2 separate regions of the Homo sapiens genome follow, and region 2 is linked to region 1. Evidence: chromatin loops called from intact Hi-C (ENCODE). Cell type or tissue: PC-9. All regions are shown on one strand. Links, peaks and the distances in the headings refer to the core of each region. The heading gives the core; the rest is flanking DNA.

Evidence for each region. A loop is a pair of places that touch in the nucleus more often than their neighbours do. Peaks named below come from ENCODE experiments on the same cell type or tissue, not always from the same donor. Only the 100,000 strongest peaks of a DNase experiment are listed, where the experiment ranks them.
Region 2: a loop joins it to region 1, with 5 times the contacts of the local background. A loop is called at or near these places in 4 of 110 quality-filtered maps.

The regions. Positions count from the first base shown.
Region 1 is chr5:10,473,093-10,485,316 of GRCh38, reverse strand. It overlaps MIR6131 (microRNA 6131), which reads right to left and starts at 7,280; the gene lies at 7,172-7,280. It also overlaps a transcript of ROPN1L not described here. RefSeq lists enhancers at 1-240, 6-300. In PC-9, for the core only: no CTCF peak of the experiment used is centred there; DNase peaks (open chromatin) are centred at 3,486 and 6,006; H3K4me3 peaks cover 804 bases; H3K27ac peaks cover 2,755 bases.
Region 2 is chr5:10,596,317-10,608,540 of GRCh38, reverse strand. The region is part of intron 1 of ANKRD33B (ankyrin repeat domain 33B); the gene reads right to left. Among named protein-coding and RNA genes, the nearest start is that of ANKRD33B, 38 kb to the right of the region's middle. RefSeq lists enhancers at 326-575, 7,219-7,348, 7,569-7,648, 12,130-12,224 and a silencer at 1,246-1,295. In PC-9, for the core only: no CTCF peak of the experiment used is centred there; DNase peaks (open chromatin) are centred at 6,940 and 8,490; H3K4me3 peaks cover 302 bases; H3K27ac peaks cover 2,353 bases.

The sequences.
Region 1 (12,224 bases), core at 2,842-10,841:
CACGGGAAGGAGGCTGCCAATCACAGCATGCCCACCCTCTCCTCCACCCATCACATGACGCAGGTCATGTGGTGGTCACACGACACAGGCCTGCCTCTGTAAAGCATCTGTGCCCCTGGCCACAGTTGATTGGTCTGCTGTTGACACGTGACTGAAACTAGACCAATCAGAATCCCTCCTTCCTTGGGGTTTTTAAAATCAAGGCTGAGAAATTGTTTTTCAGGGATCTCTAACCTGCAATGATGTCAGAGAAGTACTGCTATCTGGAGGTGCTGGCTCATGGCAGCCTGCCCTATGGAAGTACCTGCCTCCCGGTACCCTGCCCTGTAGAATTTTTCTGCCACACAGAGGTTGCCTGCCACATGGAGAATGCCCACCTGCAGGGGAGGAATGACACCAGGCACAGAGAAACCTAGATCAAAGGGGGAGCCACAGGGTGTCTCGGCTCCATTCGCAAGCCACGTTATTCTTCCTGATGTCCCTGCAGTCACTACGGTTCTTAGAGCTCCCCAGAGTCCTAACACATTCCCTTTTCAGTCTAGTTGTTTGAATTTGATTTCTATCTTTTGCAACGGAAAAAGTCCTAACACATTTCCACTTTGGAAATCTTCGGATAGCAGCCATGTTGGGTCACAGGATATCATTCTCCTTATTGCCATTCAGAGACCTTTCCAATCTAACTCCATGTCCCTCACCTCTTCCCATGGAAATTTAGCTCCTGCACTTGACTCTTCCAAGGTACAGATATAGCCGGGGTTCTTTCATGCACCTGCTGGACTATTCCAGACCCCTGTGAAGCTCTCCCGGGTGCTTGCTGAGCAATCCCAAGTGCCTGCAGGACTCTTCCAGTTCTTTGGTGGTTGTTCGTTTTTGAGACAGGGTCTCACTCTGTCGTCCAGGCTGGAGTGCAGTGGTGCAATCACGGCTCACTGCAGCCTTGTTCTCCTAGGCTCAGGCGATCATCCCACCTCAGCCTCCTGAGTCACTAGGACTACAGGCATGCACTACCATGCCTGGCTAATGTTTTGTATTTTTTGTAGAGACAAGGTTTCGCCATGTTGCCCAGGCTGGTCTTAAACTCCTGGGCTCAAGCGGTCTGCTCACCTCGGCCTCCCAAGTAGCTGGGACTACAGGCATGCAGCACCACGCTCAGCTAATTTTTTAATTTTTGTAGAGAGCGGTGGGTTGGGGGGGGTCTCACTAATGTTGCCCAAGCTGGTCTCAAACGCCTGGGCTCAATTTCCAGTCCTTTTGTTTCCTCCCAATACTTGAGTGTCTGCACCTGGACAACAACATTATCCCATGTCATTGTTATAGTTAGCATCTCTCTTTCCCCTGGCTAGGCTGTAGACACTCCAGAGAGACATTGGGCCTGGTAGCCCAGGGTCCTAGTGGATTTCAGATCATAGAACATGCCCAACACGTTATTGATGGACCACGCAGATTCTCAGTGTGGCTTTTGAACTCTATGTTGGTGAACATACTGTGTTTCGGTGAATGTTTGCGAATGCTCGCAGAAAGGCCATAACCCACCTCCCTGCCTCAGCCTCCACCTCTGGAAAATGGAGGAAATAAAAGCTCTCCCTCATGGGCTTGTCAGGAGGACTCAGTGCCCGCGAAACATTCAGGACAGTGTCTGGCATCCAGTAAGCATCTCAGAGCATTTTGTGTGTCATTTACATTTTCTTTCCTCCCCCACCTCCTCTGTTTCACTCACCCTTTCCTTCTCATCTTCTCCTGCTATTTCTTCACCCCATCCCTGTCTGTCAGCCGAGGGAATCATTGGATAGCACGGGCACCCACCTCTGCAACAGGGAAATGCCTGGGGCTGGCTGTTTGGCAGCTGAGAATGTCTGCTGAGATACCCCTAAATAGAAGACTCCCTCCAACTCCGTGTATCTATCCCATCTGCTGCTTTCCAACCTCACCCCACTGCCCCAGTTTAGAGCCTCTGTCTAGACAGGTGCAGATGCTCTGACCCTCTAGACGTAATCCCTGGTTTATCTCGCTGGGAGCACCAGGCTGGAGACCCCTGCAGAGGACACGTCGCAGTTGTGCTGGCCCAGGGAGTTAGCGCAGGCTCCAGCATTCTCTCAACCCCCAAACAATCTTCGCTTAAAAGGTGAAAACGCTCATTTTCTTTTGCACACGTGCTTTTGGCTCTGATGACTCCATTCCCACCAGTCAGAGTCTCTTAATAAACATGAGCATGTGAGTAGTCAGTGCTGACTGTCTGGTTATATTCTCTGAGCAGCCAGGTAAGCTTGGGCATGTCCTTCTGTCATCCAAGTGTGCAGCCCTGGACCCCAGAGTCAGGGCACTGGGCAGGGAGGGGCCCTCTTGGTGAACCCCCTAGGTCAGCAGCTGGCAGCACACCTGGAAGCTGCTTCCTCACAGCTGGATCATGCTGCTAAGTTCTACCACGCTGAGCTTTCAGAGTGACTCCGTGTTGTCATCCTTCTCTTCATATAAGGACAAGAGTCATTGGATTCAGGGCCCACCTTAAATCCAAGATTATTTTATCTCATGATTCTTCACTGATTGCAACTGCAAAGACAGAACTTTCGAGTAAGGTCACATTGACAGATTCCGAGTTGACCTGAAATTTGAGGGGAAATTATTCTACCCACTACCGTGTCCATCCCTCCCCTTCCCACCAGGACCCCAGTTCCAAGAGCCCTTTCTCTGCCCTCATGCCAGAGCCCTGGCACCCAAGTTTGTTGGGCCATTAGACCATTACATCAGAGTTCCCCACTCCCCTAAAACCTGATCTCTCCTAACCTTTCAGAGCCCCACATGCCACTTAAAAATTCCCCAGAATTTATGGGAAAGAAATGTACATGACATTGATGTTATCAAAATGTCCATGAGTGACATCCACTTTTTGTTTTTCTGATCCGCTTTGTGTTTTCTGGAGCAGGTCTTTAATATACCAGAAAGGCCTTCCTAAGAGGAACTGTTTATGATACAGGAAATAGTAGCATTCGAAAAGGTTTATCTTTTACGGTTTTCGTTTTGTTTTGTTTTGATTTTTAATTGCGGTAAACTATGATAAGAAAGTGTAGCATTTTAACCTTTTTTTTTTTTTTTTGACGGAGTCTCGTCTGTCACCAGGCTGGAGTGCAGTGGCATGATCTTGGCTCACTGCAATCTCCACCTCCTGGGTTTAAGCGATTCTCCTGCCTCAGCCTCCCGAGTAGCTGGGATTACAGGTGCAACCATCACACCCGGCTGATTTTTGTATTTTTAGTAGAGACAGGGTTTCCCCATGTTGGCCAGGCTGGTCTCGAACTCCTGACCTCAAGTGATTCACCTGCCTCGGCCTCCCAAAGTGCTGGGATTATAGGCATGAACCACTGTGGCTGGCCTGACTCTCCTCTTGTTCCAGATTGTCTTTTCAGATGCAGCAAACAGCCTTGGAGAAGCAAAGAGGTGGTGTCTCCCTACAGAGCAGAGAGCAGGTTTGGTTATTACCTAATATTATAAAGATAACATCTCCCGCTGGGACAAAGGTTAGGTGTGTTTGCTTACTGCCCATTATAAAGCATCTGCATCCCCTGAGCTCAGGGTTTTCCCTCGCTGATGCAAATTCACTGCGCGGCAGCATCCACCTGGGCCCCCCACGTCACCCCCATGGGGTTTTGGGGACATAGGGAACCAGTGCAAACATTAAGCTTGTATTAACCATGTCTTCCATTCTCTGCATTCTGATGCTTTGATATCTGGGACCTTGCTGACCCTGGAGGGACTGCCCCACCCAGTACTAACCAATCCCCAGAGATAGTAAACCAGGCTCCTGCAAACATGCTTTTCAAATGCAAACCAACCAGTTGCAAGCCCATGCCCCAGACACCTCCTCTATTGGGTTTTCACACTCCAGGCCACTATCCACCTGCCTAATCACCCTGGGAGCAAGTACCGGACAACTAGGGACACAAACAAGGCTTTTGCCCACATGTCCGCTGTCTCCTGAGCCTGCTAACAACGCTCGTGGCCCTGCATAGCTCAGCGTGGCCCCTCCTCCTGGGAACTGGGAGTAACAAACTGTCCTTTCAATGACAATCATTTCCTGATCTGTTGGCCTTACTATAACTCAAATATTGCATTAATACACCACATTTTAAAGCAAAACTTATGCTGCTTGCTGTGCTGTGAGTAGCAAAGTCCTTTGTCTCTGCCCCGGGAGTCTCGTGTCATTAGGCAGCATTTGTCAAACTGGCAGGCTAACTTTTAGCCTAGGAGTAGGTAAAATCTCAGACCCTTCATAGCTCTTGACAAGACCCAGGTCTGCTACTGCGGTGGGTTTCATAGGAACTGTGGTGTTTGACGGAAGAAACAGACGATCTGGAAGCAGAGAAGAGGCCCTTCCTGTCTCCCCCTGCTCAAACTGGGTGTGAGAGGAAGTTGGATCCACTGGAAAGAGCTGTGGGTGGGCAGGGAGCTAGGTTGTCTGGCTTTTTTAGAAGGAGGAGGTAAATTTGAGGTCAGAGGGGGATTTGTCAGCCCCAGCTGTGGAGTTCTCAAGCAGATCCTCTCAGACATCAATGAGCACACGAGCTGCCTGGAAATCTGATTCTGACTGGGTCTGAGCTGGATCCCAAGATTCTGCATTTCCAAGGCTCTCCCAGGGGATGCTGATGCTGCGGGTCCTTGGACCACACTCGGAGGAGCCACTCACACTGGAGGACACACTCAACATAAGGCCACACTCGCTGGCATGCCTGGAGGATGGGGAGGGGAGGGCTTCCATACGGCTCCCACCTGGACCCCACTGCCCCCGCCTCACCGACCCACCCCAAGCACACGCAGTCTCAATTCCAATGTGTGCATCTGTTCAGCAACCAAAATAGGATTCTCCAGGCTGTGCCTCCCAGGGGATCCTAGGAATTTCCTGGAACAGAGATGGGGTTTTCAGGATGGCCCTGGTCTCCAGTCCCCTCCTGACAATCCTACTCCGGGAGGTTCATCTGGATCCCCCTCCAGCCTCCTGGAAGTCTGGCTGCGCATCAATTGCCTGGCACATAGATGACAGCCATTAAATGCTTTTCGAATTAATGAAAAAAATCTATCAGTCTATATTTGTGTATTTCGTAGCTCCAGGGGACAATCAAAAGAAAATAAAATCCCCCAGCTGAAATAACTACATTGGTTTATGGCCTATTTATTCATTTATCTGCCCTTGTGGAAGCTAAGAAGTTCCTATTTTTAGCACCTCCCATGCTCAGACATGGGTTATTTTTTGTCTTCAAACTCTCCTAAAGAGTTGACATGTTGGCTGGGCACAGTGGCTCATGCCTGTAATCCCAGCACTTTGGGAGGTCGAGGCAGGCGGATCACCTGAGGTTGGGGGTTCAAGACCATCCTGACCAACATGGAGAAACCCCGTCTCTGCTAAAAAGACAAAATTAGCCAGGCGTGGTGGCGCATGCCTGTAATCTCAGCTACTTGGGAGGCTGAGGCAGGAAAATTGCTTGAATTCAGGAGGCAGAGGTTGCGTGAGCCGAGATCGTGCCATTGCACTCCAGCCTGGACAACAAGAGAAACTCCGTCTCAGAAAAAAAAAAGAGTTGACATGTCCCAGCCTATTACCGCAAAGCCGTGCCGTGCATTTAGTGAGAGGAGACAGTAGGGACAGGAGCTCAGGCAAGAGGCCTCCTCTCCCACAGTGCCCAGGAAATAGTCACAAGGTGAGACGCCCGAAGCAGCTGCCAGCCGAGTCCCAGCCTGGCGTCCTGTGCTCTCCCTCGGGTTTCCAGGGAAGCAGGTGTGGCAGCCCCACCTCTGCCCACCCTGTTCTCACTCCACTTCCAGAGAGGAGGGTGCGGGTGTGAACTCTGCAGCCCGTGTTTGCAACTCTGCCAAGTAGGCGTGACCAAATGGCAATTTAAAAGCCACTCACCTAAAGATGTGGGGTGTCTGAGCCAAGCCTGAGCGCCCATTCTAATCCTGTAGAAATATTTGAAAGAGAATAGTCATCACATCTGGGGGGCTGGGCTCAAGATTTTTCTAGCACTGACTCACTCACAGAACTTGGGCAAGTCTTTACATTCTCCAGGTCTCAATTTCTGCATGGAAGCATGGAGACAGTCATTGTAGACCAGTGTCACTTTCCCTTATATGCTGGGGACTTGAAAGAACTATTACACACTCCAAAGTGACTAATTTATAGCTTAATCACTTGTAACATCTTTCTAACCTACTCACACACGTTACCATAATTATAGCAGCCACCTCAAAAACAAGGACACCAGGATAATCATGAAAACACTAAAAACAGAGTGCTAAAATATAGCTGATTTCGAAGGCATTAATCTTCCTAATCCTTCTGTGTGGACAAGAGGCTGCAAATATTGGTGAAAACATCATCCTCATCATCATCACATATCTTTACAACACCCTATATATTCTTTCCAAAATTGGCCATGCCATTTTGCCATCTTTTCCCGCTCCTGAGATAAGTAGAAAACTATTCTTATTTTCTCCAATTAGCACTTCTTTTAGGCATTGGAAACCTAGCAAGATTTGGGGAGGAAGATTTACTGGCTTGAAGAGTGTTTCCCACCCCAAAATTCATGTCCACCCAGAACCTCAGAATGTGGCCCTATTTGGAAACAGGGCTGTTGCAGATGTCATTAAGATGAGATCATACCACAGTAGGGTGAGCTCTAAATCCAACGACTGCTGCCCTTTACGAGAGGAGAGGATGCACAGTCGTACGCACAGAGAAGACCATGTGAAGAGGGAGGCAGAGATTGGAGTAATGCACCCACACGCCAAGGAATGCCAGGGATTGTCAGCATCACCAGAAGCTGGCAGAAGCAGGAAGGACCCCCACCCCCAGCCAGAGCCTTAGAAGGAAGTGTGGCCCTGCCAATCAAGTCCGGGAAGCTAGAAGTCCAAAAATTTCTAGCCTCCAGGACTGTGAGAGAATAAATCTCTGTTGCGGAAGCCCCTGAGTTTGTGATACTTTGTCGGGGCAGCCCCAGGAAGCTAATACAGAAAGGGTACTGGGAAACTGGGAGCCAGAGGCTCAGAAGGGAGCTCACAGAGGCTGCAGGAACTCAGCTACCACTCAAGTATCTGGAGAGGGCTCAAGGTTTCTCTGGTTGCACCTTGATCCATCCCAGTAGACACACAGTGCAGGGCCCACCACGTGCAGTCATGAAGCCGGGAGGACCCCGGGTCTCTGTCCACTCCCATCTGACCAGCCAGAACCCACCATCTCTGGCTCTACCCATGGAAGGAGGGCACCACCTGACCAAAGCAGAGGGAATGCGGGATGAGAAGGGGCAGCAACGAGTGTGCCTGATGTGCTCGCTGCTGATTAAAGCTTCCTTCAACAGAGAGTTTTATCCTGGAGGATTTTGAATAGTTTTTTTTCTTTTTTTAGACAGAATCTCACTCTGTCACCAAGGCTGGAGTGCAGTAGTGTGATCTTTGCTCACTGCAACCTCTGCCTCCCGGGCTCAAGTGATTCTCCTGTCTCAGCCTCCCAAGTAGCTGGGATTATAGGTGAACGCCACCATACCCAGCTAATTTTTGTATTTTTAGTAGAGATGAGATTTCACCATGTTGCCCAGGCTGGTCTTGAACTCCTGACCTCAAATGATCCGATTGCCTTGGCCTCCCAAAGTGCTGGAATTACAGACATGAGCCACTGTGCCTGGCCTTATCCCAGAGGATTTTCCAGAATATTAAGCATACATGTCCTCTTCCTGCCATCCTCACGGAGCATCTGCCCTCCTGTCATCTTGCTCCTAAGTTTCCCGCCCTTTTCCTCAGGTCCTGAGAGAGTCTTGATGGCTGACCCAAATCCTTCCTTCCTGTCCATCAACAGATGTCAGCTCAGTTCCTGGCTGGCTGCGTGTCCTTGTTCCACCTGTAGTAGGACCGCTTTGCTTTCTTCATCTATACAGTGTGAATAACGGTAGCAGGAGCTACCTATAGATGAAGGTAGCAAGTCTGTGGACTAGCAAGTCCGTGGACCAGGACATGGAGCGCCCCACACAGTGCCCAGGTCAGTGGCCCTCGGTAAATGTGGGTTAACCTCTTTAACATGTTGAAAAAGGTCAAGGTTAACTGCATAGACCCGGGGTCAGCAAACAATGGCCCACAAGGTAAAAATGGTTTTTACACTTGTAAGTAGTTGAAAAAGTTCAAAAAGAAAAATATTTTGTGATGTGGAATTCTATGAACTTAATTTTAGTGTTCATTAATAAAGTTTTATTGGAACACGGCCACACTCACTCATTTTCATATTGTCTATGGCTGCTCTCATGCTACACAGCAGAGCTGAGCAGTTGCAGCAGAGACTGCATGTCTGCAAAGCCCAAAAGATTTACTATATGATGCACTACAGAAAAGGGTTGCAGGTCTCTGATAGACTCGAGCCAAATGATCTAACTTCAACTCCCAGATCCAAGACTTACTAGCTGTTTGACTTTACACAAATTATCTGCCTCCATTTCGTCTCTTTAAAATGGACATGATAGTCCTCATTTTAACATATTTTTGTGAGAATTAGATACATTATTATTTTTAAGGTCTTAGTGCCAGCATATAAAAATACAATTGATGGGTTCGATTATTTTCATGTCTTTGTTTTAATGCTCATTCTAACTCTTTAAATATCACCGTCCTTCTACACCAGAGTAAAATGTAAAAAAATTCTCAAGCCTTCTTTCCACTTGAAACACAAGAAAAGTTCTTTAAAACTGACTTATCATTTTCTTCTTTTCATCGTTGTTCCACATGCAAACAGATCCAGAAACCTTAGCTCAGACTTCTCAAATCCCAGATGGATTGTAATTTGTTATATTGGAGAAAAAAAGAAAATCTGTGCTCCCTAGCAGATGCACAAGGACTGTTTTGTTAGTCACATCTGCCACGTTCCTACTTTTCAGCACTAAAAGAACTTTTTTGCAAGCTCTTCAGATCTTGATTCTGAAATGCAAAAGCAGAATGATGAGGCACGTATTTCCCACCTTGCCAGAGATGTTTTCCTTCTTTACCTAAATGGTCTGGAGTTTACACGCAATCATGCCCCGCAACACATAGAGGGGTCTGGCAGAGCTGGAACAGGAGTTGGGGACATTGAAAGTTGCCCCCTCAACACGCTCTCACTTCTTCCATGTGATCAAGGGCATGTGGCTGCTCAGCTAGAGACTGCATTTCGCAGCCTGCTGTGCAATTCAATGTGGTCACGTGGCTAAGCGCACCGCCTGCCGGCATGTGAGGGGAGGTAATAGACACCACTCCTAAGTATGGGCCTTAAGACAATGGCCTCCTCCCTGCTCTTCACCTTCCTATGAACTGCACCCATGCAGATGAGGGTGAAAGTCCATATGATGGCAAAGCGACAAGATGGACAGGACCTGGATCCCTGAATGATCATGTGGAGCACAGCAGTTCCATCACCAAGGACCCTTCATCTGAGGACTGGTATTTGAGAGAAAATAAACTTCTACGTGCTTTAAGCCACTGTGTGATTTGTTACTTTGTTACTGCAGCTTAGCTTTACTCTAATAGAAAGCCTCTGAGTCCATTACTTTCTGTAGTTTACAGAAGAGGAAACAGAGCGATGGGACAATCCTCCCCAAATCCCATACTTAGTTGCAGAATCAGGTCTGGAACCCAGTCTCTTACCCTGTTGCCCCATGCTCTGTCTGCTTAACTTGGGCATTATTTTTTATTTATTTTTATATTTTATTTTATACTTCTCCCTTCTTTTCTCAAGTGTTGAAGTGGGCATTATGTTTACTCTTTGGAGACAGGCCTATGTCACTTCAGCTCTCTGAAATTATCACCTGGTGCTTGGCACATAGTGCTACTTGCTGCTGGGAACAGTGCATCAGTCTGGGTCCAATCAGGAGAGAGAAACCACAGAGTGATTTGAACAGGGAAAGTTTTATATAAATAATCAGTAAGGACAATAGGGTCGGGGTACGAGGAACTGGCTGGCAAGAAGTAAAGATAATTTTACAGAATATATGAATAGCAGATATGAATAACAGCCATTACCCCAAGGACTGGAATGGTACACCCAGAGAAATCCCCTTGCCCTGAGCTGAGATCCAGGTCTTGTTGAAGAGGGTGTGACTGTGGCTTGTAGAACTGCAGAGAAGTGGCTGTGGTGCCCTGCTAGCGGAACTTGCTAGAAGTCTGCCATCTAGATGGCACCAGGGAAAGGCGTCCCTGGAAAGATGTCTTTCTGGAGGTTTTCTGCTACAAAGCCACCTGAGAGGCTTCTGAAGGGAGCTGCTGGCCACACCAACAATAATAAGCAAGCAATTTCCATTCCCATCTGGAACACATTTATGTTTAACCACTGATCAACTTTTGCCCATCTGTTCTCTATTTTCTTTAGAGACTTTTAAACTTGTTTTTTTAACTGTGTGATTTGTCTCAAAACATGACTTTAAAATATACACCCATTTTTAATACTTGGTCATAAAAAACCACCAAATCAGCAAAAAAGCACAAAATCAAGGCTCAAGCTCAGCCGCTCCTATTCAGTTACAATTTGGGAGGAACTTTGGTCAGAAACTGCATTCCTTTTCTATTGTTCTATAACAAAGTATCGTAAACTTAGCAACATGATCCATATTCATCATCTGACCTTCTCCATGGGTGGAGCGTCCAAGCCCAGCTTGGCTGAGTCCTCTGTTCACCTGGCAAGAAACCTCATCATGGCGTGGGCCGAGGCTGCAATCTCAACAGAGGCTCTAGGTTCGCTTCCAACTCATCCAGGTCATTGGCAGAATTCAGCTCCTGGCAGTGTAGAGCTGAGGTCTCGTTTTTTGGCTGGTAGTCGGCTGGAGGTCACTGTCAAATCCTAGAGGCCATCCTCATGTCCTCAGCACCTGGTGCCCTCGCAGTGACAGCTTATGTCTTCAAAGCCAGTGTGAGAACCCCTCTCTAGTCTGCTACTGCTGAGTCATGTCACAGACCACAATCGAGGGGGTAATTGTCCCACCATGTACTGTCCCGCTGTGTACCTGACTATACACAGACCTACCTACACTCAAGGAAGGAGATTCAATGGGGCGTGTCTGCCAGTGGACGGAATCTTGAAAGCCACCTTAGGATTCTGTCTGCAGCAGAAACTCATTGAAAACCTGTGGAAATTAGAAAATTTTCCTTTTTTTTTTTTTTTTCCTTTTTTTGAGACACAGTCTCACTCTGTAGCCCAAGCTGGAGTGCAGTGGTGCAATCTCAGCTCATTGCAACCTCCACCTCCGGGGCTCAAGCGATTTTTGTGCCTCAGCCTCCTGAGTAGCTGGGACCACAGGTGTGCGCCACCACGCCCAGCTAATTTTTTGTATTTTAGTAGAGACGGGGATTTGCCATGTAACCCAGGGTGGTCTCGAACTCCTGCACTCAGGAGATCCACCTGCCTCAGCCTCCTAAAGTGTTGGGATTACAGGCATGAACCATTGCGCCCAGCCAGAAAATTTTTCTAGAGCAGGTCTATCTTCTCTCCATTCTAGAACTCTCTCTTATCCTCCAAATGAGCCAAGATTCTTTCAGTTCTTCAACTTTCTTCAGCCTCAACCTCTCCCCAACCTCTTGATTCCTTAAAGGGCTGTTATTTTCGGAATCAAAAGAAAACCAAACCCAGGTCTTGCTTCAGGGCTCTGTCCCATTTCTGGTGTCCCCTTTGGACTTGGTTTGCAAGAAAAGAGGTAATAAGTGTGCTCATTTCCTAGGGTTGTTGAAACACATTACCACAAACTTGGTGGCTTCAAACAGCAACAATTTCTTGTCTCACAGTTCTGGGGACCGTAAGTCCAAAATCAAGGTATCGGCAGGACCCTGCTCCCTCTGAAGCTTTTAGGAGGGAATCCTTCCTTGCTTCCTCCAACTTCTGGTGGCTCCAAGCACTCCTTAGTGATGGCAGCATTCCTCCAATCTCTGTCTCTGTCTTCACATGGTGTTCTCCCCTGCATTGGTGTCTCAAACTCCCCTCTGCCTTTCTCTTTTAAGGGCACCAGTTATTGGATTTAGGGTCCACCCTAAATCCAGGATGCTCACATCTTGTGATCCTTAAATTAACGACATCTACAAAGACCCTTTTTCCAAACAAGGCCACATTTGTAAGTTCCAGAGTTGAGACATGGACATATCTTTCTGGGAGTCACTCACTATTCAACTGACTACAACCAGGGAAAAGGCTGATTTCAAAGTCAGGTCAAATCAATTGCAAAGGCCAGGTATTCACCCTG
Region 2 (12,224 bases), core at 2,005-10,004, 120 kb before region 1:
CAAGCTCATCCCACCTCCCCATAAACACAGGAATGAACCTGAGAGTTGCTCCCATTGGTCTAACAATCTACCTCAGCCCCAAGGCAATCCTGATTCGCTACTGCAGCCTTGTGTTTTGCAGGGAAGAAACCTTCCTTGCTCTTCCCCTTCAGAACTACCACGGCTCTTTTTTTTTTTTTTTTTTAGATGGAGTCTCGCTCTGTTGCCTAGGCTGGAGTGCAGTGGCACAATCTTGGCTCACTGCAATGTCCGCCTCATGGGTTCAGGCGATTCTCCTGCCCCAGCCTCCTGAGTAGCTGAGACTACAGTCATGCACCACCACGCCCATTTTTTTTTTTTTTTTTGTATTTTTTTAGTGGAGACAGGGTTTCACCATGTTGATCAGGCTGGTCTCGAGCTCCTGACCTCAAGTGATCCACCCGCCTCAGCCTCCCAAAGTCCTAGGAATATAGGCGTGAGCCCCCGTACTCAGCCTGCTGTTGCTATTCTTGATTACCAAGCTTCGTTTTAAAAGTCAAATTCAGTTCTCAGTCCTTCTAGAAGGAGTGGTGATGAAGATTGTGCAAAACACCAGACCACAGGTCACGAGAGGACGCCTAAGACGACATGCTCAGGCTGCCAGGAATAGGCATTTGTGCTCCTCCTAGAGAGGGCTAAAGGAAACTGCTGCTAGGAGGCACTCAGTAACAAGGAGCTTTAAATAAGAAGATGAACTCACAGACAGTCCAGCAGGAAAACAAGCAGCTGGAAGCTCATCGTCCAGTGTGTTTCACTGTCCCAAGTAGACTTCAGTATTCCTCAAAAATGTCCCTGACAACACTCTCTATTCTCTTCCACTTATCATATACAGTAGCATGCACAGGAGGAAGATTCACTCAAGTATGGGCGACGGTCTGTGAAGAAGCTGGTGAAAGTACACACACAAAGTCTTTTTTAATTGTTTGAACCAGGACAATTCAGTTGCACTGGATTCAGCTGCAGTACTCACTGGCGTTATTCCGTTATCTATTTCTTCCTGCCTCTTGGTAAAATTGCATTTCCCCACCCTTTCTGAGTTCTGACTTGACCATCTGGTTTGCTTTGGGTAATTAAACGTAAGTGAAATAGCAGGTGTCACTTCCAGGAGGAAGTTTCGAGAGACGGTGGACGATGTGCCACCTTCCCTTTTCTTGACTTGACTGCCCTTGAAGCTCAGAGATGCAACTGCTCCCAGACTGGGCCTCCGGAGTGAGGGCAGAGAGAGCAGAGCCCTGCCCCCTCTAGCCGGCGCACAACAGCATGAATGAGCGAGAGGCAAACCTTTGTTATTTTAAGCCACTGGGACTTGAAGTGGTTTGTTATCACAGCATCACAGTCTATTCTGAGTGTGTGTGTGTGCGTGTAACAGTAGCATACATCATCTATTCATGTGTCAGGTTGCCTACTTTCTTTTTCCCTTGGGAAGAACTGTCCTTTATTTTAAGATTATGTCTTTGATACTTGATTGGGCACAAAATGTACTTATAAAATGGGCTGGGCGTGGTGGCTCATGCCTGTAACCCCAACACTTTGGGAGGCTGAGGTGGGTGGATCACTTGAGGTCAGGAGTTCAAGACCAGCCTGGCCAACATGGTGAAATCCTGTCTCTATTAAAAATACAAAAAAATGAGCCAGGTGTAGTAACGCACACCTGTAATCGCAACTACTCAGGAGGCTGAGGCAGGAGAATGGCATGAACCTGGGAGGCGGAGCTTGCAGCGAGCTGAGATTGCGCCACTGCCCTCTAACCTGGGCGACAGAGCAAGACTCCACCTCAAAAAAAAAAAAAAAAGACAGAGTCTTGCTCTGTCGCCAGGCTGGAGTGCAGTGGCACGATCTCAGGTCACTGCAACCTCCACCTCGTGGGTTCAAGTGATTCTCCTGCCTCAGCCTCCCGAGTAGCTGGGACTACAGGCACTCGCCAACACGCCCAGCTAATTTTTGTATTTTTAGTAGAGACAGGGCTTCACCATGTTGGCCAGGATGGTCTCGATCTCTTGACCTTGTGATCCGCCCACCTTGGCCTCCCAAAGTGCTGGGATTACAGGCGTGAGCTACTGTGCCAGGCCAATATTTGTATTTTTATCTATGCTTTTCTGCTTCAAATAAAGAGATGCCTAATAAACTGTTTTAAATAAAGAAATGACATTTTATTAATAAAATAAATAAATATGTAAAATACATCAAGATAATTCCTTCCAACATGGGGTCACCTTGTAGCCCTGTAATCAGGATTTGATAAATTCAAGGTTGTCAGTAATTCAAAACAATTTCCCTTTAGACTAAATTTTGCATAAAACGTAAATCTTATTATCACTGCAAACCTCTCGCTGGGATTTATGATTTTAGATTAGTAATGTATGAAACCACTACTTTGTTCAACTGTATTCCCTCTGCCAACTTCATGTATATACCTAATCTATTCCTATCTCAGAGGCTCATCTAATTTTCCCAACACTGGGAGTGGTTTCCACGCAGTGATCATACAAGCATTATGTGATGAAAGAAAACTAAGCCTGTTAACCGTTGACCTGAAGGCAGTGACTGTCAGTAACAATTACATGTTCTTCCAACCATTGATTCACTTAATCTTTCTGAAATTAAGCTTGGAATTTTTACAACAGATGTACAAAGCTCGACAGAGAACTTAAAGGAACTAGCAAGGCTAGAAGAGCGGAACACAGAAACTCACTCAGCCAGGCATGGTGGCTCATGCCTGTAATCCCAGCAGTTTGGGAGGTTGAGGCAGGCGGATCACCTGAGGTCAGATGTTCGAGACCAGCCTGGCCAACATGGTGAAACCCTGTCTCTACTAATCATACAAAAATTAGCTGGGCATGGTGGCGAGTGCCTGTAATCCCAGCTACTTGGGAGGCTGAGGCAAGAGAATCACTTGAACCCGGGAGGCGGAGGTTGCTGTGAGCTGAAATCTTGCCACTGCACTCCAGCCTGGGCAACAACAACAAAACTCCACCTCAAAAAAAAAAAGGAAGAAGAAAAGGAAAGAAAGAAACTCAATGAGAAAGAGGTCATGCAGGGGATGAATTACAACAGCAAAAACACAGACCCTGTCCTAGTACCATGTATGTCTGTCATGAGTATACTTTTCTTATTCATTCCATACCCTGTACTTCTAATATTCACAACCACAACTGTGGTAGCCAGCCTCCTGGATGGCCCCAATGATCTTCGTTTCCTCCTGGTATTCACATCCTTGGTGATCACCTCCCATGCTGCATCAGGGCTGGCCCCATATGGCAGGAGTAATGGTGTGTGCCTTCCAAGGCCAGATCCTAAAAGATCTTGCAGCTTTCACCCTGGTCTCCTGGATTGCAGGCTCCTGAGGAAGCCGGCCGCCACGCCCTGTGGACACTCAAGCAGCTCTATGGAGAGACCCACAGGGAGAGGAACTGAGGCCCCCAGCTAACTGCCAGCACCAATGTGCCAGCCACGAGAGAGAGCCACTTTGGAAGAGGACCCTGTGGCCTCAGTCAAGCCTTCAGACAACTACAGCCACAGCCAGCATCCCACTGCAACTCACGAGAAACCCTCAGTCAGAACTGCCCAACCAGGTTCCCACATTCCCGAGCCATAGACACTGTGAGAGAAAATAAATGATAATTATTATTTAAAGCCACTGTGTTTTGGGGTGATGCATGTAGCATTAGATAATACAAACATCAACAAGTCATAAGGATAGAATAATGACAAAATCCAGTTACAATTTTCCAAAGCCTGTCATATTAACATATAATTCTATGTTTCTGTCTTGAGAACTGGATCATTCATTAAAGTTGAATATATGTTTATATAAGACAATATATAATTAAATAAAACATATTAGTATTTTATTATTAGCCATTGAGATCTACTAGATGTTAGGTGCAGCGAGATTAGATATAATTAATTCTGCAACTCAGCTAAGAAAATCTCCTCTCTGGACTTCACTATACTCCCAGAAGACACCAGGAGAGTGCTATATTTTTCTTTTTTTTTTCTTTTTTTTTTTTTTCAAAAAGGTTCTCCTTTTGGTCAGGCACAGTGGCTCACACCTGTAATCCCAGCACTTTAGGAGGCTGAGGTGGGAGGATTGCTTGAGGTCAGGGGATCGAGACCAGCCTGGTCGACATGGCGAAACCCCATCTCTACCAAAAAATATAAAAATTAGCCGGGTGCGGTGGCGCATATCTGTGGTCCCAGCTACTCGGGAGGCTGAGGTGGGAGAATCACTTGAACCCAGGAAGCGGAGGTTGCAGTGAGCCGAGATCACGCCACTGTACTCCAGCCCGGGTGACAGAGAAAGACTCTGTCTGAAAAAAAAAAAAAAAAAAAGCCAGGCGCGGTGGCTCACACCTGTAATCCCAGCACTCTGGGAGGCCAAGGCGGGTGGATCACAAGGTCAGGAGTTTGAGACCAGCCTGGCCAACATGGTGAAACTCCGTCCCTACTAAAAATACAAAATTAGCTGGGTGTGGTGGCAGGCACCTGTAATTGCAGCTACTGGGGAGGCTGAGGCAGGAGAATCGCTTGAACCCAGGAGGCAGAGGTTATAGTGAGCCGAGATTGCACCATTGCACTCCAGCCTGGGCAAAAAGAGTGAAACTCCATCTCAAAAAAAAAAAAAAAGTTCTCCTTTTGAAATTATTTTAAAAAGTTTAAAAAAAAACATTTTTCTATGGTATAATCTTACATTTATCAAATATTAGTAAAATTGAGGTATATAAAGAATTTTAATCATGAGGAAAGGCTTAAATTACCATAAGATAAATATACATTTAAAACAATTATATAAAATCATCTATTAACACTGCATGACAAAAAACAAGAGAGAAATGCACTAAGCCTTCAGTAGTAATTGATTCTGAATAGGTTATAAAAAGTTGTAAAAAGTCTCATTTTTCCCTACAATGAACATCTATTTTTATTTAATAATCAGAAAATACAAAATGTTTAAGGATGGGGCTGGGCACAGTGGCTCACCCCTGTAATCCCAGTACTTTGGGAGGCCAACGCAGGTGGATCATCTGAGGTCAGGAGTTCAAGACCAGCCTGGGCAACATGGCAAAACCCCGTCTCTACTAAAAATACAACAATTAACCTGGCATGGTGGTGCACACCTATAATCTGAGCTACTCAGGAGGCTGAGGCAGGAGAATCACTTGAACCTGGGAGGCGTAGGTTGCAGTGAACTGAGATCACTCCACTGCACTCCAGCCTGGGCGAGGGAATGAGACCCTGTCTCAAAAAAAAAAAATTTTTTTTAAGGATGAAAAAATTCTGATGAAGCTTCCCAGTCTCCTGCTTAACTACACAAGTGGATTCACGGGCTGTGAGAAAACTGTACAGAAGACAGAAAGCTGCCTCCCATCCTTTTCTAGAAAGAGTTGGGAGAATATAAATAGACCATCAGGCCGGGCACGGTGGCTCACACCTATAAACCCAGATCCTTGGGAGGCTGAGACGGGAGGATGGCTTGAGCTCAGAAGCTCGAGACCAGCCTGGGCAACATGGCAAAACCGCGTCTCTACAAAAATATACAAAAAGTAGCTGGGTGTGGTGGTGCACACCTGTAGTCCTAGCTACTCTAGAGGCTGAGGCAGGAGGATTGCTTGAGTTTGGGAGGTCAAGTCTGCAGTGAGCTGTGATCATGCCACTGCACTCCAACCTGGGTGACAGACTGAAACACTGTCTCAAAAAAAAAAAAAAATGACAAGCAATCAATGGAAAGCAAATTGGACCTTCAGGATCTATAGACTATGATCAGCTTTATAAGTTCCTTGCAAAATGCTGCATACAATTTCATGAAAGGAATCTACATTGTCCACTCGTTTCAGACTCAAAGACTTGAAACCCTTTTTGAATGTTTTACCTACTCTGCCAAAGCGGTTCCCACTCCGGAGGCTCCCAGCCAGCTGCTCTGAGGCAGGCTCTCAGACGACAGCATGTTCTATTCATGAGAAATAAAATTCTCCAACTATTTTCAAGGCAATGTTTTCACAAATATTGGGCCTGTCATGCACAAATACTGGTCCACCTCACAAAAAGTGTGGCCTAATTTAGTACAACCCAAACCAATGGATGCAGAATTAACAACCTGGCTAATGATTGAGCCAAACGACCTATTTACTGTTTTCTGCCAGGCGCAGGTTTGACTTTGGCCACTCATAGTGCAGTCCCAGGACCAGCGGCATCAGCGTCCCCTGGGAGCGTGTTAGAAATGCAGATCCTCAGGCCTCAGCCCAGGCTCCTGGCTGGGAGCCTGCAATTACTTTTGTCTACAGGACCTAAAGTGTGAGCATGCTCCGCTGACGCCCTGGGTGAGGCCCCGGGATGGACAGTGGTGGTGTTATCTCTACACCCAGGCACCGAGGTTGCTCAGTCACCCCTTCGGGGACACAGGACACAGAGCTCAGCTTGTGTTCTTGTTCATTTTTACTTGATTGGCTTTCTTTCAGTGGGGCAACGCACCCACCTTCTTGTCTTGCCCAGTCTCTGCTATATATAAATCCAAATAAATTCTTACCTAGTCCTGGCCTGGATGCCTACAGCACTCCCTCACATGCCCCCTAACTGGTCTTGTTCTCATGTGCACCAGCTCCTGGGTGCTCTACCAAGAGTCATCCCTGGCCCCATGGGGGGAAATGGCAGCCCCCTGTCATAGGCTGGGGTGGAGTGGTCAAAGGAGAAGGGCAGATCTCGAGATATTGTGGCTTGTACTTTGTCTTACAGATTTAGGAATATATAGGTGTCGTCACACTTAAAATGTGTGTGACTAAACCAGCACATCCACGGAGAGCATGCCCCGCAGGGAGGAGGGCTGCACCGCTTTCAGCTGGCTGTCGTCATCACCCATGAGCATTTATTCACCATCAGCAGGCTTACTGGTCCCTGGCTGTGTGTTCAAAATACAAAGATTGCTGAAATGCGACTCCCTCCCCTCAGGACATTCAGTCTGGGGAAGGAGGCAGAGAAGTAAACAATGAGAATGCCAGGCTCGGCCCAGAGGATGGTGGGAGCACAGATGACTGGCAACTTGCCCAGGCTGGGAGGAGTTGGCACCCAGCCAGGTTGAGCCTCGTTAGCCAAGCAATGGTGGGAGGTCCGCAGCGCCAGGGATGGTGGAGGGACCGTGTCCCAGGCGGGAGGCAAGCATGTGCAAAGGCGTGGAGCTGACGAGTGGGGAATTCTGGGTCATGACGGGCTTCCACGAGGGCTGAGGAGGCTGAAGTGCATCCAAAGTTGGTGGAGAACCACGCAGGGTCTTAGAAAGCAGCGTGATCAGATTTTCCTGCTAACTATCTGGCTCTCAGGTGGGAGCTGGTGTGGGAGGAGACAGCCTTGCCACATTTTCTTCTATTTTCAAAATATTCTTTAAATATATGCCCCCCAACCCTATTCTTTTTAAACTGAGTTGGCAACTCATTTGTGATTTAAGGTGTAACTGAAACTGACATCTGTCTGTCTGACTCATAGCTGTCAGGGCGGTGGCTTCCACATGACATTCTGGGCTTTGGGATGTCTGTTCTGCAGGTGTTCATTAATGTCTTCTAACTTGATTTTTTTTTAATGTACAAAATTTAAATTATAACCTTTTCCAAATGTGAAAGGGCTCGATATCGTTAGTCACAGGGAAATGCAAATTAAACCCACAATGAGATACCGCCATACACCCACCAGAATGGTTAAAATTAAAAAGACTGACAATACCAAATGTTGGCAAGGGTGTGGAACTCTCATGTTCCCAGCAGGTGGGAGTGTAAAATGGAAGAACCACACTGGGAAACTGGCAGTTTCTATTAAAGTTTAACACATGTCTACCTTATGAGCCAGCAACTCCATTCACGGATACTCTCTCAAAATAAATTAAAGTCTATATCCACATGAAGATGTATACAAGAATGTTCAGGACAGCTTTATCCATAATATCCCAAAATTGCAAACAACCCAAATATTCATCAAGAGACTAGATAAGCAAAGTCTGCTATAATCAAACTTGGGAATACTACTGAGCAACAAAAGAAGAACAAAATCCTGATACACACAGCAATGCCAGTGGATCTCATGCATATTACATTGAACAAAATATGCCAGACACCAAAAAGTGCACGCTGCTGGATTCTATTTAATGAAATCCAAGGACAGGCAAGATTAATACTGTATATGGTAATAAAAAATTGTGAAGGGGGTTATTAGAAAATGGCACAAGAGAACTTCCTGGGGTAATGGAATCATATCTTAATCTGAGTGACATTTACATGTGCATATTCATTTGTGAAAATTCACTGAACTACACCCTTAAGAGTTGTGCATTTCACTGTATGTAAATTATCTCTCAATGAAGTAATGATAGCAGAAAAAGCAACTTTGCCTATGCAGACATACAAATGCTGAATAAGCCTGTGAAAAAATGCTCAACATCATTAGTCACTGAGTCATGAGAAATGCTCATCTAAACCACAATAAGAAATCACTTCACCCCTATCAGGATGGCTACCATTTAAAACACACCTATATAAAAAAATAACAAGTGTTTGTTTGGTAAGGATGTGAAGAAACAAACCCTTGTGCATTGCTGGTCAGAGTCTAATGTGGTGCAGCCACTGTGGAAAATAGCTTGGTTGTTCCTCAGAAAGCTAAACATAGAATTGCCACATGATCCAGTAATTCCACTCCTAGGTATATGCCCAAATGAGTTTAAAGCAGAGGTTGAAACAAAGATTTGTACACTCATGTTCCTAACAGCATTATTCACAGTAGTGAAAACATGGAATACCCAAATGTCCATCAACAGATAAATGGACAGGCAAAATGTGGTATATACATATGATGGAATATTATTCAACCTTTAAAAAAAGGAAATTCTGATACATTTTATAATATAGATGAACACTGAGCATATCATGCTAAGTGATATTACCCATATACAAAAAGACAAATATTGTATGATTCTATTTATGCAAATATGTAGGATAGGCAAATTCATAAAGGCAGAAAATAGGTTAGAGGTTATCAGGGGCTGAGGGGAAGAGGGTAGGAGGAGGAAGAGGGACTGGGGGGAGAGGGATGATAAAAACATTTTGGAAATAGTGATAATGTTTGCACAACATTGCAAATGCCACTGAACTGTACACTGGTTACAATGGTTAAAATGAACAATTTTATGTTATATATATTTCACCACAATTTTAAAAATTAATAATGGAATATGCCCCAAACTATCAAGTTGTATACTTTAATGGATGAATTGTCAATAAAGTTGTTAACTATGGAAAGAAAAAAAAAAGCAACCTAGTGGTACACACAACATGGCTAAATCTCAAAACCATTATGTTGAGTGAAAGAATCCAGGCACCAGAGCGCACACTGTGTGATTCCACTGAATTTTCAATACTGGCTAAACTAATCCATGGTGACAGAAATCTGAACAACAGGTCTTTGCCTCTGATGAGACAGGGACTGAGTAGAAAGGAGCAAGAGGAAACTTACTATGGTGATGGAAATGCTCTATATCTTGAGTAGGGGGATGACTGCACAGGTGTATATATTTGTCAAAATCATACGGCTGTTCACTTAGAATTTCTGTACTTTATCATATGTCAATTATACCTCAACAGAGTATTTTTTTATTTTTTCTTTAAGACAGGATTTCTCTGTGTTGCTCAGGCTGGTCTCAAACTTCTGGGCTCAAGTGATTCACCTGCCTCAGCCTCCCAAAGTGTTGGGATTACGGACATGAGCCACCATGCCTGGCTAACCAAGTATTATTAACATAAAATATGATTGGCCAGGTGTAGTAGCTAATGCCTGCAATCCCAGAACTTTGGGAGGCTGAGATGGGAGGATTGCTAGAGCCCAGGAGTTCCAAGACCAGTCTGTGCAACATAGTAAGACTCTGTCTCTAAACATTAAAAAAAATTTTTTTAATTAAAAGCAAAACAAAACAAAACAAAAATCATGGCCAGACACAGTGACTCACGCCTATAATCCCAGCACTTTGGGAGGCCGAGGCGGATGGATGATCTGAGGTCAGGTGTTCGAGACCAGGCTGGCTAACATGGTGAAACTCCATCTCTACAAAAAATACAAAAATTAGCCAGGCATGGTGGTGCATGCCTGTAATCCCAGCTACCTGGGAGACTGAGGCAGGAGAATCGCTTGAACCCAGGAGGCAGAGGTTGCCATGAGCCGAGATTGTGCCATTGCACTGCAGCCTGGGCAACAGAGCAAGACTCCATCTCAAAAAAAAACAAAAAACAAAATATAAAATATGGTTAAAACGCAACAAGGCATTGAGAGTGCTAGAAGGGGCAGGCTAGAAGTCAGAAAATACTCAAAAGTCTCCTAGGAGTCACTAGGTAGAGATGACGCCACTGAATGGGGTGGTCACATCCAGGTACTGAGAGGAGAAGGCAAACTTAGAAGAGATGGAGGCTGGAGAACAGACATCTGGATGTGGGAGGAGGCAGGAAAAAGTAGTGGTAATTGGCTTCTGACTCCAACCCCTCAGAAGGATCAAAGTCATATGCCAAGAAAAGGAACATAGCAAGAAAATCTAGTACTCCTGGTAAACATGTCAAGGTCCAGAAATCCAAAACTAAAAGAAAAAAACACATGTATGTACAAGATATAACCAAGAATTAGAGGTTCACATTAGAAAGCATAATTAGTTTGTGCTGTGGTCTGAGAGACTGTTTGTTATGATTTCAGTTCTTCTGCATTTGCTGAGGAGTGTTTTACTTCTGATTATGTGAGCAACTTTAGAGTAAGTGCCATGTAGTGATGAGAGGAATGTATATTCTGTTGTTTTAGGGTGGAGAGTCCTGGAGATATCTATGAGGTCTGCTTGATCCAGAGCTGAGTTCAGGTCCTGAATATTTGTTAATTTTCTGTCTTGATGATCTAATATTGTCAGTGGGGTGTTAAAGTCTCCCATTATTATTGTGTGGGAGTCTAAGTCTCTTTGTAGGTCTCTACAAATTTGCCTCATGAATCTGGGTGCCCCTGTATTGGGTGCATATATATTTAGGATAGTTAGCTCTTCTTGTTGAATCGACTCCTTTACCATTATGTAATGCCCTTCTTTGTCTTTTTTTATCTTTGTTGGTTTAAAGCCTGTTTTGTCAGAAACTAGAATTGCACTCCCTGCTTTTTCCTGTTTTCCCCTTGCTTGGTAAATTTTCCTCCATCCCTTCATTTTCAGCCTACATGTGTCTTTGCATGTGAGATGAGTCTCTTGAAGAAAGCACACTGATGGGTCTTAACTCTTTACCCAGCTTGCTATTCTGTGTCTTTTAATTGGGACATTCAGCCAATTTACATTTAAGGATAATATTGCTATGTGTGAGTCTGATCCTGTCATCACGATGCTAGCTGGTTATTTGCAGAGTTGTTTATGTTGTTGCCTCATAGTGTCACTTGTCTGTGTACTTCAGTGTGTTGTGGCTGGGAGTGTTTTTTTCCTTTCCATATTTAGTGCTACCTTCAGGAGCTCTTGCAAGCCAGGCCTGATGGTGACAAATTCCCTCAGCATTTGCTTTTCTGAAAAGGATCTTATTTCTCCTTCACTTATGAATACTTAGATTGGCTGGATATGAAACTGAGTTGGAATTTTTTTTTCTTTAAGAATGTTGAATATTGTCCCCCAATCTCTTCTGGCTTGTGGGGTTTCTGCTGAGAGGTCCACTGTTAGTCTGACGGGATTCTCTTTGTGGGTAACCTGGCCTTTCTCTCTGGCTGCCCTTAACATTTTTTCTTTCATTTCAACCTTGGAGAATCTGATGATGATGTGTCTTGGGGTTGATGGTCTCATGGAGCATCTTACTGGGTTTCTCTGCATTTCCTGAATTTAAATGTTGGCCTGTCTTACTAGGTTGGGGAAGTTCTCACAAATGATATCCTGAATTATGTTTTCCAAATTGGTTCCATTCTCCCCATGTCTTTCAGGTACGCCAATCAGTTGTAGGTTCGATCTCTTTACATAATCTTATATACCATGGAATACTATGCAGCCATAAAAAGGAACAAGACCATGTCCTTTGCAGGAACATGGATGGTGCTGGAAGGCATTATCCTTGGCAAACTAATGCAGAAACAGAAAAACAAACACTGCATGTTCTCACTTATAAGTGGGAGCTGAACGATGAGAACACATGGACACACAGTTGGGGATCAATGCACACAGGGGCTTATCAGGGGGTGTGAGGCAG